Regions from separate parts of the Homo sapiens genome. Here all the other regions are linked to region 1. The links are chromatin contacts, found by Hi-C in ENCODE. All regions are on one chromosome and are shown on one strand. Each heading gives the region's core, a stretch centred on a gene start or an enhancer-like site at or near the end of the contact. The rest is flanking DNA. Distances are from core to core; before and after follow the strand shown.

Region 1 (3,096 bases), core at 440-2,939:
TGGGGAGAGGCGGATTTTTCAAAAAGCAAAATTCTAAAACCTAATATTCCAGAAGGGATCCAAGAGGCATGAGTGGCTCTTAAAAATAAAATTTAAAAAATAAGATAAAATAAAATTCTGATAGTCCTGCAAGAAATAGTTCTTATAAGGGATAAAAGTTAGTCATCTAAAGAAGTAGGGAGCTCTCAGGTGAGCTCTCATCTTGAACTGTAGTTCTTATAATCCCATGTGTCGTGGGAGGGACCTGGTGGGACATAATTGAATCATGGGGGCAGTTACCTCCATGCTGTTCTCATAATAGTGAGTTCTCACGAGATCTAATGGTTTTATAAGGGGCTTTTCGCCCTTTTACTCGGCACTTCTCTTTGCTGCTACCATGTGAAGAAGGACGTGTTTGCTTCCCCTTCTGCCATGATTGTGTTTCCTGAGGCCTCCCCAGCTCTGTGGAACTGTGAGTCAATTAAACCTCTTTCCTTTATAAATTACCCAGTCTCAGGTATGTTTTTATTGGCAGTGTGAGAACAGACTAATACAGAACATAAACCTGTTCTTGGAATCTAAAGTGAGTGTAGATAATGAGTAGCTGTTTTATCAAGCCATGTCTTTCCTACTCACCCTTGTTCAGTTTACTTTGTTTGCCCTTTAATGGTTCCTCTGGCTTTTGATTTCCTTCTGCTTGTGAATTTACCTATGTATTTAAATTTCTCTCTCTTTCTCTCTCTCTGTCTCTCACTCTCTCTCATCTCTATATTTGTTTCTTGGAATATCTCTCCTTGGATTTCAAACCTACTTCAACCTATATTTGCATGTGATCTCTTTCTCCTTCATGGTCTTGGTATACTCCTGGTACCATACTTACACTTTATTGGTTTCTTCTTCCCCTTCCCTAACCCTTGCTCCCTGTTGTGATGGCCAGAAAGACTCTGCAGAAAGACTGTGTCCTCAGTAGGGGTGGGGGACTGAAAGATTCGGAAGCTTTCTACAGTGATGCTTCCTTCTCATCAACCCTACCATGCCAGCTCCACTTTTTACATTCAAACACTTACCTGAAAATTTAAAGATAAATTCAAGAGTGAATTCATTCACTTTACAAAGTAAAGAGGGATGAGAGTCCCTTTAAGTAGCATCTTCTCAAGTGTTTGTTTACAGATCATTAAATATTTAACTTAGTAAGAAACTAAAAGCTGAAAATGTTCCAAACCACTGTTGATTAAATAGAAAACTGGAATTAAGATAAGGCAAATCTGAAATTGAAATAACAACCAATTTGAAATTTTCATGTTATTAGACAAGAAGTTAAAATACTTGACTGTCTGGTTCAACAGGGGACATCTGGCAAGCCCAGGTCTTGCCTTTTCTGGCAACTGAGACCTGATGTTGAGCTTTTGGGTCATTCTGAAACCTGTACTGCATCTCTCCAGGGCAGAGGGTGCCTGCTCCATTCTTAGCCCTGCTCCCTACCCGCTTTTGTGTCTTCACCCTTGGCCAAGATACAAACGATTGAAGGATGAGCTAGTTTCCAAGGATGAATATTGCTAACGTGGCTAAAAATACAAGAATATAATCAGCAAGTCTAATCCGCATCATAAAAGTGCTAAAGATAATATAAAAGGATGTCCAGAACTGTACCTTGAACCAAAGAATGAGGAAGAAATAAAGGCTTGATGGAGTAGAGATGGGTGGGGTAAGGCAAAATGATTGAGAAAACAGAACCACTCAACTTTGAATTCACCTTCGTCTACTGTAGCAAGGAGAATGATCTTCAAACTGGAAAGAACAAAGCAAACATAGTTAAGAAGGAACAGAAACCCCAGATAAGGAAAGTGATAGTGAGAAAACACTTAGCTGACAAAGCATTCAAGTCTGTGGATAAACTGCGTTCTAGTAGAATTACAGTGTTTACAAAACTACTCTTGGTAATTGTGGAGAATTTATGAAGAGAGATACAGAAAGACTAGATGGATAAACATCTTAATTTTTTTTGTTTTTTTTGATATTGTACTTGATATTATATTTGGTGTCTGTTATATATACAGCAAATTGCAAAAATAGATGATAGAAATATATATTATATCTAATATAATGTATATTAGGCACCCTGAAACATGTTATGAAAAGACTAGCTCCAAAAGATGAGAGGGCACTGGTCATGTGGAGCAGTTGTCCTGGCGACGGTGTTGCAGAGACCTCATGTTGAATTCGTGTCTGCTTGTCCATCATCTGAGCACAGTGCTCATCATGTTGCCCCATCTTAATGGTTAATGAGGGGAGAAAGTGGATTTTAGACACTAAAGACAGATTAATTTGAAATCAAGATCTAGAAAGGGACATAATGACTCCTAGTATCAGCATGGATTTAGAAAGTATTTTGTTTCCTTTTTTCTATGTGAGTATTTAATTTCTTTTTATAAAAATTGCTGCACACTATGCCATTATTTACTTTACTGATTCAGGCATTTGATAAATACATACATATGAAGTACTTACCTGGCTCTGAGTCCAAGTATGGGAGGACAGAGATAATCAGACCCTGACTTTGACCTTGAGACCTCCCAGTCTATTTGAGAACATAAGGAATTGTGAAGAACAGAACAGATCTGGGTCAGTAGATGATGACTTTGGTCTTTGGGTGTGGTGATTTTGAGGTGCCATGGATCTCCAGGTTGGGATATCTAGTAGTCATTTGGAGATGTCTGGAGCTCTGGACAGAGCTCTTGTCTGGGAATATAGGTAGGAGGTAGGTAAAGCTGTGGTCATGTTGAGAAGAAATGAGAGTGAATTATGGAAAGGGCTCAAAATATAGGTATCAGGAGAGGAGCCCGTTACTGTGACTGAGACAGAATCAGCAGAAAGTTAGAAGGACCATGAAAGGCTGCCAGGTGGAAACCAAGGGAAGTGAGACCATCACAAAGGAAAGGATATGGAGGTTAGAAAGATGAATTCTGCAGAGTCTACTACTTCCAGAATTAGATCATTGATGGTCTTAGGTAGGACAGCTTAGTGGAGTGGTGAGGACAGCAGCCAATAGCAGTAACCTAAAGAGCGATGGATGTGAGAAACTAAAGTGCCATGGTTTGGATGTGGTTTGTCCCCACC
Region 2 (3,096 bases), core at 442-2,941, 810 kb before region 1:
ATGTACATATGTCTTTTTAAAAACCACACATCACAAATATCTAAACTATCAAAGAATTGCATTATTCGAAATTTCAATAGCCTGATACTAGTGACTCGGTCAGTGCCTGATTTTTTTTAAATAGCAGAAAATATTACCATCAAAAGACCCCTTTCCAAATGCTGCTTCTGCTTTTTTGTTTTGTAAATAACAGCTTTGGAAATGTATGCAAAAATATCTCTAAGTTACACAAGTCGAGCTCAAACACTTTGTGGAGCAAGGTTACTTAACAGGAGTCCCAGAAACAGCTAAAATTGTAGGGAAAATTTTGCGTATGTATATATGGCATTGTTTTTTCTGCGCAGAATGTCCATATAACTCAGTTTCTCAAAAGGCCTCAAAACTCAAGATTAAAAGTGCCTGGAAAGACCATCATCTTTAGAGAACATATCACAGGCAACCCAAGACTTATTTTTTATCCCAAGTTAGGGGAGGATTTATCCTAATTTTGTGGCTCCTACACAACTTCTGAGCGACGCAAGCATGAAATGGCTGTCCGATACAAACAGACCCCTTCAGATACGGAATGCAGCAAACCCCTAATTTTCCTTGAAGGGGCCACGGAAAGCCAAACGGATTCGTAACCCGGTTGCTCAATGGTCCATTGGCTACTGCAGGACGCGCCCTCCTCTTACGCCGCAGGGGCTGCGGGGCGGCGACCAGGTTCCTCCGAGGGGCTGAAGTTCCCTTGGGGGTGGCTGAGAGCGGCCGCATCTCTGGCAGCATCCTCCCTCCCGAAAACGCGCCCTAAAAGTAGCGGCTGCGGGCGTGGGCACAGCCAACCCCAGCCTGCGCCTACCAGAAGTCGGGAGGGCGCGGAACTGCGGCCCCTCCGAGACGCGCCCGGGCCGCCGCCGCAGCACTGTCGCAGCGACCTTCCCGCCCGGGTCCCCGCGAGCAAACGGGCAAGCCCCGTTATCACGCAGGTCACACACCCCACGAGTAAAAGGAAAAAACCGGGCAGACAATAAAGCCCAACCCGCGGGGGCCCAAGCGAGCTGGAAGTTGGGGGCGCTGGGGCTGCAGCCCAAGGAGGAGCGGCGGGGACGACGGGATGCGGGGCTGATGCGCCTGGGACGCGGCAAGCCATATGTCAGCCCGGGTGCTGACAGCGGGGAGGACACTGGGCACGCGGCGGCGTCGGGGAGGCGGCCGGGGTAAGACAGGCCTGAGGCGGGAGGGGAGCGGCGGCGAGGTCCCGAGGCGCCGCGGTCGGCCGTGACCCCCACCCCAGCCGGGGCGCTGTCCCGTTCCTTACCGGCAGGGAAGCTGCGGGCTCCGCCGGGGCTATCCCGGCCGCTGGCCTCCGGAGCCAGGAAGCGCCCCCACATCGCGGGCGAGAGGGCCGGGTGGGCCAGGGACGCCCGACTCCTCACGTCCGTCCTCCTGCTTCTTCGGCGGCGGAAACTTGCGCGGAGCGTGGGCCTCGGCGACACGGGCAGGAGGAAAGGCGGGATGGCTGGTTAACGGCTGCTCAGCTACGGGCGGGGAGCGCAGGGGCCAGATTCGCCGCACTGCCGGCGCCTGCCATGGCCAAGCCGGCTGGGCTGAGGCCCGCGCCGGGGAAGCGGCGACTCGGCGGTGACGGCTGCTAGATCCCCGGCTGAGCCCAGGCTCAAAGGCTCCAGGCGAAGTTGCAGCTGCGGGTTCTCTCCGCCCCCTCCGCCGGCAGAGCCAGAGCCGGGGCTGGGGCCGCGAGGGGGCGGGGCCTCGGGCAATGACTTCAGGCGTGCGCGGCGCCGCGCGGGGCGGGGACTGCGGGGGGCGGGGACTGCGGGGGGCGGGTGAGCTACCCCGACCCCGCTTCGCCTCCTTGGCGGCGACTGGGCTGTCCCGCCCTCCCGCCGCATCCCTCTGTCTCCATCCTCCCGCCCTGCGAGTTGAGTAGAGGGCAGCGACTTGGCCTATTTTGCGATACTCGCCCCTCCCTTGGGTAATCCCTCACGCCCTCCCTCCGGGCACCTCTGTGAAGACACGTGGAAGACCTGCCCCTGGCGTCACAACCGCTCGAGATGAAAAAGCCAAGCCAGGGCGCGGCTGAGGGGGCTTCCAGCCTCCCTTGGAATTAGGATTGGGATTTAAATCCTCATCTGTATTCCTTCGTTTATAGATTACTTTAGGGGCAGAAAAGGGGTGGTTTTCCTTTACTAATTTAATGGGGGCGTGGGGGCAACACAGGCACCAGAATATAGCACCGGGATGTGCACCGGAAAAGGCCCGGGGGTAATTAGTACCCGAGGGGGAGAGGGGCCGTCATTGTAATCGCACAACGTTTCAGATTAGCAAGCAGAAAGTAAAAATGGCACCAAAGTCTGTAAAGGGAGCCCTTTCCTCCTTGCCCCCTACTCCTTCACGTTCTTCCTCTTCTTGGCCAGTTTCCACCCTTCACCTGAACCCTTAGTGCAGGAGGAGACGTCCTAAGGAAGGGCGAAAAGGGACAGCATCGTTTTATTTTTAAATCTTACTTCTCACTGGCAATATGGTGATGCTTCCAACGTTTAGTTACGAACTAGTTCGTATAAAAAATTCTGGGCCAGCACTGTGGTGGGAGGCGGGCTCTGCAGTAGGCCCATCACTCAGAGGTAAGTCGGAACGCAGGTCGCTTAACTAGAGAGGCTTTGAGTTCCGCTTTTCCTGTTCTGGAATCTTGCTAACAAAGGCCTCATATTTGCATTTTTCCCTTAAAGACATTTTAATTGGGAAATACTACTTAAAATTCTTGGAAGTTAAATTAGATTTAGGTGTGTGTTCTATCACTTACCACATCCGTGTTGTAATTTATCTGATTGGAGTTTTACATTTAGTCTCCCTGTGGTAGACTTCCAATTATTTCTCCAAATCATGTAATGTTAGCCAAGGGTCAGCTGTTTCTGATGATAAAAAGATACAGAAACATGAAAGACGAATGTGATTGGTTCCTTTTTATTATTTTAATGTGCACTAGCTCGTTTTATCTAACACTTGAAGAGGATAGATTTTTTTAAGTCCCAAAAAGAAAATTAGCAGAAGCTATAGCACTATGTATAGATTTTTTTTTCATGCTTTGTAGTTACCACA
Region 3 (3,096 bases), core at 175-2,674, 750 kb before region 1:
TCCGCCTCCTGGGTTTTCAAGTGATTGTCCTGCCTCAGCCTTCCGAGTAGCTGGGATTGCAGGCACCCGCCACCATGCCCGGCTAATTTTTGTATTTTTAGTAGAGACAGGGTTTCACCACGTTGGCCAGGCTGGTCTCAAACTCCTGACTTCAAGTGATCCTCCTGCCTCGGCCTCCCACAGTGCTGGGATTACAGGCTTGAGCCACCACGCCTGGCCAAAAGAGCCTAGTTTTAAGCTAAGAGTTCATGGCGCTGGGGCATTTTATTCCTCCATTTGCCTAGCAGCTTCCACTGCAGATGTTTTCTTACCCTTCTGGCTATTTTCACCTTTCTTTCAGTGGCTTTTTTTTCCATTTTTAAAAATTCACAGGCTTCCTGTTTCTAAGTATTTACCACATTTCTGTTCATGCTTTTTCCCTGACTTTTATTTTTCACCCCTTCTTAGCCCTCTCTCCCAACCACATCTGTTTTACTCCCTTTCATTTTTTCCCCATTCCTTTATTCCCTGCTGTCCTGTTTTTCTTTGTTCAATTCAGAACATCAGCCGGAAGCTTCCCTGTTGCTAAGTAACCACATCACCCACACACACCCTTTTCCATTTTCAACTTATTTCTTCTGTTTTAATAAACTCATGGGGCCGAACAGTCTCTAAAAGAAAACGAGAGGTGCTGCTGTCTTCTCTTCATGCAGCAGAGATGCATACCCTCTCATATCCTGCCTTTTCTTATTAGATTTTGGCTTCTTGTTTTATTGATAATTTGCCCCAGACTGTGAGATAACACTAAATAAGCACAAAATATCTTTTTGGGCTTGGACAATTTGCAGAAGGGAGGAAGAGATATAATTTCTGCAGAAGGAACAATGAAAATGTTTAAAATATAGTTACAAGGCATGGCATGGGCTCATTGAAGGGTGTTTGCCTTGACCCCGGAACCAAATCCAGCCCTCCCTAGTAAAAGGTTTCCATTAGGGATCAAGTTAGCTAGCAAGTCCCTCTTAACATTGTTGAGTTGTGAGGAAGCTACTAATGGCATGGTAAGTGTGATTTGCACAAAATGAAGGATAAAACAATACAAGAAATCATTATGTGGTTTTCCAAATCTCAATCCTTTTCCAGACATCAATCTGACATGGCACTTGTGCCAAAGGCATAATTGGAGGTGTGTGAGCCCTTCTCACAATATGCTCTTGAGGGATTCCAAGTCTTCTGGCACATTTTAATAATTTAATGGGAATGGTAACTCCATATGTCCAAACACTAGGGCAGAGTAACAGAGATACCAGGAGATTTGAAAAAAAATCTTTTCACCCTTGCAATACCATAAATAATTTCCTTGCCTGGTGTGAATTCTTTCTCTGACCTCTTGCATTTATGCAATGCCTGGGAGGCCTTTCCTGCTAAGCCCGCCCCCACATTGTTGCTCTCAGCTTTTTGCCCACAGTGAGCACTGTGCTAATTGGGTAGATTTGGGAGCTGCTTCTTAAGAAGTATCACGGCCGTCTATGTAGGTGTGTGTCCCAGCTCCTCTGGTAGTGCTCTGTGCTCTCTGTCAGGGAAGGGCTCGTATCCAGCATGTAATGAATACTCAATAAGTTGCCTTAAATTTAACCACAGAACACAGACACTCTGACAAGGGGATTATTTTTAGTTTCATTTTCTAGATAGAAGAACAGTGGTTTTCTTCATATTGAAGTCTAAGTTCATCAATCAAAGTGCCAGAAATGAAGCTGATGCATTTCCATCACTATCCTGAAATGCAGATGGAGCATTTCAGTAGAGGGAAATTTCAAAAGCTTTATTTGTCAAGACCTGTTGATATTCTGAAAGCAGAAACCCTGTAAGACTAAAACCTACTCTAAGGTATTCTAAGAATGCCTAGCCAGAACTGGAATTGGCAAGCTTTTTCTTTCTAGAATCTAGCCCCTTTGAGATGTTAGGTCTTCTGAGAGTTTCAGAAAGTTTTAACATAATTTCAACTTTTATCTTAGGGTAACCTCAACTGATGAAACATACATTTGAACCTCCTGGAATTTTTATTTTATGTGCCACTTACTTTAAATTATACAAAACCTTCACTGTCTTCCAGTATTCACTTCTCTTTTAACTTTCTTTTCTCAACTTGAGATATCAGGAAACGCCACCATGTCATATTTTCTTTTCTTACATTTTTGAACATCTAATTCCTTTTTTCCTTTCCGTCCTCCTCATCAATGTGGTCTAGTCTTATAGGGAACTTTTCTCTCCAATCACAATCCCCTCCTCTTCCACTTCTCGCTTAGCTACTCTTCCCACACCCCAAAAAGACTCTCGCTTTGTGATTCCAGTCCTGGAATTCTTTCCCTATTAGTGTCCTCTTCACTTCACTGCTTCCCTACCCCATGGAGCTCTCATGAGCCATCCCTTTAACCATTCTCTTCAGTATCTCAGTTCCCTTGCCCCTCATTGGCCTGGCAAATCCCCAAACTTCAATGAGTTCATCTTCATATCTCCCTGTCTGAGCCCAGGCTATCTCTCCTGGAGAGAGATCACAACTCTGCCATGGATGCCATTCCAACTCTGTGACCCCAAGTACTGGTCCCTCCAGGCTGGTCCCAGCAGTCCTCCTGGGTTTCCTTCTCATATTCCTCCTCATCTGCTTTTTTTTTTTTTTTCTTTTTTGAGACAGGCTCTTACTCTGTCACCCAGACTGAGCTCATTGGAGCCTCAGCTCATTGCAGCCTCAACTTCCCAGGCTCAGATGATCCTCTCACCACCTCAGCCTCCCCAGTAGCTGGGACTACAGGTGTGTGCCACCATGCCCAGCTAATTTTTGTATTTTTTGTAGAGATAAAATTTTGCCATGTTGCCCAGGATGGAATGAAACTCCTGGGCTCAAGCAATCCTCCCGCCTCGGCCTCCCAAAGTGCTGGGATTATAGCCATGAGCCACTGCACCTGGCCTTACCTCATTCTTTTTAGCTCCTCATTCAATTCTACAGTGAGGAAGCACCAACACTTACTAAACTACTTCCTTTTTATTAAACTTCATTTTCTGTTATTACAAAGAATGTGCTAATGAGATGCTTATGCATTTATTTTTGTTTATATATCTAAG
Region 4 (3,096 bases), core at 355-2,854, 520 kb before region 1:
GGACTGGAGAAGAGGTGTACTTAAATTTGACTTACTTCATTTGTCCAACATTTATTGTACTGGACTCTACAAATACGAATATTAAAGGAGACTGCTATAAAGTTCACAGTTTATCATCCTAAGTACGTGTTATACACGCTATTTGCTATATTTTGCTTTCTCTGAGAACCTACTATTCCGCAAGGTGTGAAACGTTTAAGAAGTACATATAGCAGTTAGGTCAAGAATCCTGACCACTATAGGAGGCCAGAGTGAGAGTAAGAATGAGTAAATGTATATCCAAAACAATGAGTGGAAATAAATTACGGCCTCCACGGTAATTTGTTTTTGGTTAAGCAATATAAATTCAGCCAAGTGTAAAGCAGAAAAAGCACTTGGGAAGGAATATCTCCACAATGTGGACTTTGCCCAAAAAAAAAAAAAAAAAAATCTGGACTCCCAACAGTGGCTACAAGAGAATCACTATGATTCTATTAAAGCATATTAAGTTTAGAGCCACAAATTTAGCAATTTGAAAAACAGCTCCACACAAGGCAGGAAAAGGGCAGCAGCAGAATTCAACGTTCAAATTAAGGTCAGATTAAATTTTGCCTAGTTAGGCTAGCATTTCTATGGTTATATGGACCATCGTTATTCATTCCCTTTCAACATCTATGCAAAACTGACTAATCAACTGTGTTATCAGCAGTTTGCTAAATCAATAAACGTACCTACTACCCACCCAGATAGACACTGGAGGGACTTTTTGTTTTGAGAAGGGTCATTTCACAACTTTCAAGTTCTCTTTCCTTTTCTTATTGAATATTTGGGGTCAAAATAAAATCATTTGCTTTACTTTGTCCTCTTGACCACAGCGAAGCGTCGAAAAGAAGACAGGAGAGTGCCTAACTGCACTGGCATCCCCCAGCTGTCTCCGGGAATCGCGGCAGCCCCGCCCCGCCCGCCTGCACCTGCCGGGAGCCCCGCCCCCTCCGCGCGGGCTGGCGGGACGCGCGCCCTCGGCCCCGCCCCACTCCCTCCGCCCCTCTCACTGCGGGGGCGCGCCATTTCGCGCCTCCGGGCCGCTCGGCTGCCCCAGGGGCGCCTGGCAAACGTGGAGTCGCTCGGTTTTGGAGGCATGCTTTCCAAACTTTCTAATTCACAGGGTCTTTGCACGCAGCCCCTGCCCCACAACACCTTGGCAGTCTCTGAGACTTCTGGGGCTCTTCTCCCGGGCAGCTCCCGTGCCTGTCCGGTCCCGGAGTTGAATAGTTTTTGAAGTAATGAGACGGGAACGAGACTTGGGACGAACTGGAGAAAAACATAACCGCGAAAGGAGGAGGCGGCTATCACTTACTGGCTGTGTCAGAAGTCGCCGGGAACGCGTTGCTCCCGAGGCCGAAGGGCCCAGAGAGCTCCAGCCAGGCAGCGGGTTCGTCTCCGGCGCAAGAAGGCTGGTGAGGCGGAGTGCGCGCGTGCACGTGGCCGCTCGAGGCGCCACCGGCCGCGGGGACGCGCGGGCTGTGTCGGGCGGCCTAGCGCCTGCGGCTCTGCCGGGCCTGCGCTCTCGACCGACGCCGGGCCGCGCACCGCCTCAACTTCCCTGCCCCGGCGGCTCTTCCGGATGGAGACGAGGCAGCGGGGCGGGGTGGAGCGGAGCGGGCGGATTGGGGCGGAGCCAGGAGGGTCCCGGGCGGGGAGAGGGGCGGGACCCGAGCAGTGACCTCAGGCTAAGTGGCCAGAGCAGGGTTGTGCGGCGGCTCAGATCGGATCTTAGGGTTTGTTTTTTGTCTGTCCAAGGAATTTGCCTAACCCAAGGCCACAGAGGATCTCTTCTGTGTTTTCTGACACAAGTTTTAGAATTTTAGGTTTTATATTGAGGTCTGTGATCCAATTAGAGCTAATTTTTGTCTGTGGTGCAAAGTATGGATCTTAGGTCATTTTTTTGTATGTGAATAGTGTCATTTGTTTAGAGAGCTTTCTTTTTCTCACTGAATAGCTTTTGCACCTATGTTTAAAATCAGTTGTCCCTAAAGCATCAGTTGTGGGTCTATTCTTAGACTTTCTATTCTGTTCCGACAATTTATTATATTTCTCTCTACAAAAATACCACATTGTCTTGATTCCTGTAGATTCGTAAGAGTCTTAAAATCAGATCGTGTTTGGCCTCCAATTTTTTGTTATTTTTCAAAAATGTTCTGGCTCATCTAGTCCCTTGGGTTTTCATATGAATGTTAAAATCAGCTTGTCACTTTAAAAAGTTGGGATTGTGATTGGTTACATTTCGTCTATAGATCCATGTAAGAATAATTTACATGTTAACAATATTTAGTAATGACCCTTAAAGTAAGCCTCTTCATTTATTTAGGTGTTATTTCACTCAGCAAATGTTTTGATCTTTTGTCAGGTCTAGTCTTATATAGTCCATTTTCACAGTGCTAATAAAGACATACCTGGGACTGAGTAATTTATAAAGGAAAGACGTTTAATTGACTTACAGTTCAGCATGGCTGGGGAGACTTCAGGAAACTTAAAATCATGGCAGAAGCGGGAGCAAACCTCCTTCTTCACAGGGCTGCAGGAAGGAGAAGTGAGGAGCAAGGAGGGAAAAGCCCCTTAGAAAACCATCAGATCTTGTGATACCTCACTCACTATCAGAGAACAGCATGGGAATAACCACCCCCATGATTCAGTTACCTCCCACCGGGTCCCTCCCACAACACCTGGGGATTATGGTAACTACAGTTCAAGATGAGGTTTGGGCAGGGACACAGCCAAACCATATCACCCTATGTCAGATTTATCCATAAATCTAAGGATGGGGGAAAAATATACTTCTTGATATTATGTAAATGACATTTTAAATTTTCAGTTGTTCTTTGATAGTGTCTTAGTCTGTGTTGCTAAAAAGGAATGCCTGAGACTGAATAATTTACAAATAAAAGAGGTTTATTTGGCTCACACTTCTGCAGGCTGCTTCTGGTGAGGGCTTCAGGCTGCTTCCACTCAGTGAAGGGGAGGCTGCCTGTGCAGATCACATGGCCAGAAGAGAAGCAAGAGAAAGGGGAGGTAGTGGTCAGGCTCTTTTTAACAATCAGCTCTGGAGGCAACTAACAG

Evidence for each region. Hi-C counts contacts between places; a loop is a spot of excess contacts on that map. Pooled maps may share reads with other maps.
Region 2: a map with no recorded cell type shows a loop between it and region 1 (5-fold over the local background). The contact joins the promoter of CEP85L here to the enhancer-like site in region 1. A Hi-C loop is called at or near these places in 2 of 37 single-sample maps with no recorded cell type and 2 of 50 pooled maps.
Region 3: a map with no recorded cell type shows a loop between it and region 1 (5-fold over the local background). The contact joins two enhancer-like sites. A Hi-C loop is called at or near these places in 1 of 168 maps with a recorded cell type or tissue (posterior vena cava), 3 of 37 single-sample maps with no recorded cell type and 4 of 50 pooled maps.
Region 4: a map with no recorded cell type shows a loop between it and region 1 (7-fold over the local background). The contact joins the promoter of MCM9 here to the enhancer-like site in region 1. A Hi-C loop is called at or near these places in 9 of 37 single-sample maps with no recorded cell type and 7 of 50 pooled maps.

What each region holds. Positions count from the first base shown.
Region 1 is chr6:119,458,027-119,461,122 of GRCh38, forward strand. The region is part of intron 3 of LOC285762 (a long non-coding RNA gene); the gene reads right to left. Among named protein-coding and RNA genes, the nearest start is that of MAN1A1, 110 kb to the left of the region's middle. RefSeq lists an enhancer at 1,607-1,666. Within about 2 kb of position 1,690, at least 2 of the 41 ENCODE cell types and tissues checked have a DNase peak (open chromatin) inside an H3K27ac peak, as active enhancers do.
Region 2 is chr6:118,649,900-118,652,995 of GRCh38, forward strand. CEP85L (centrosomal protein 85L) reads right to left here and starts at 1,692. Exons shown (of 13, transcript NM_001042475.3): 1 at 1,298-1,692. The coding sequence starts at 1,370. RefSeq lists silencers at 1,076-1,385, 1,586-2,045.
Region 3 is chr6:118,704,552-118,707,647 of GRCh38, forward strand. It overlaps a transcript of CEP85L not described here. Among named protein-coding and RNA genes, the nearest start is that of CEP85L, 55 kb to the left of the region's middle. RefSeq lists a silencer at 1,335-1,629. Within about 2 kb of position 1,425, at least 9 of the 41 ENCODE cell types and tissues checked have a DNase peak (open chromatin) inside an H3K27ac peak, as active enhancers do.
Region 4 is chr6:118,933,555-118,936,650 of GRCh38, forward strand. It overlaps MCM9 (minichromosome maintenance 9 homologous recombination repair factor), which reads right to left and starts at 1,605. Exons shown (of 14, transcript NM_017696.3): 1 at 1,337-1,605. It overlaps LOC124901389 (a long non-coding RNA gene), which reads left to right and starts at 1,361. Exons shown (of 2, transcript XR_007059729.1): 1 at 1,361-1,436. RefSeq lists silencers at 854-1,103, 1,354-1,783.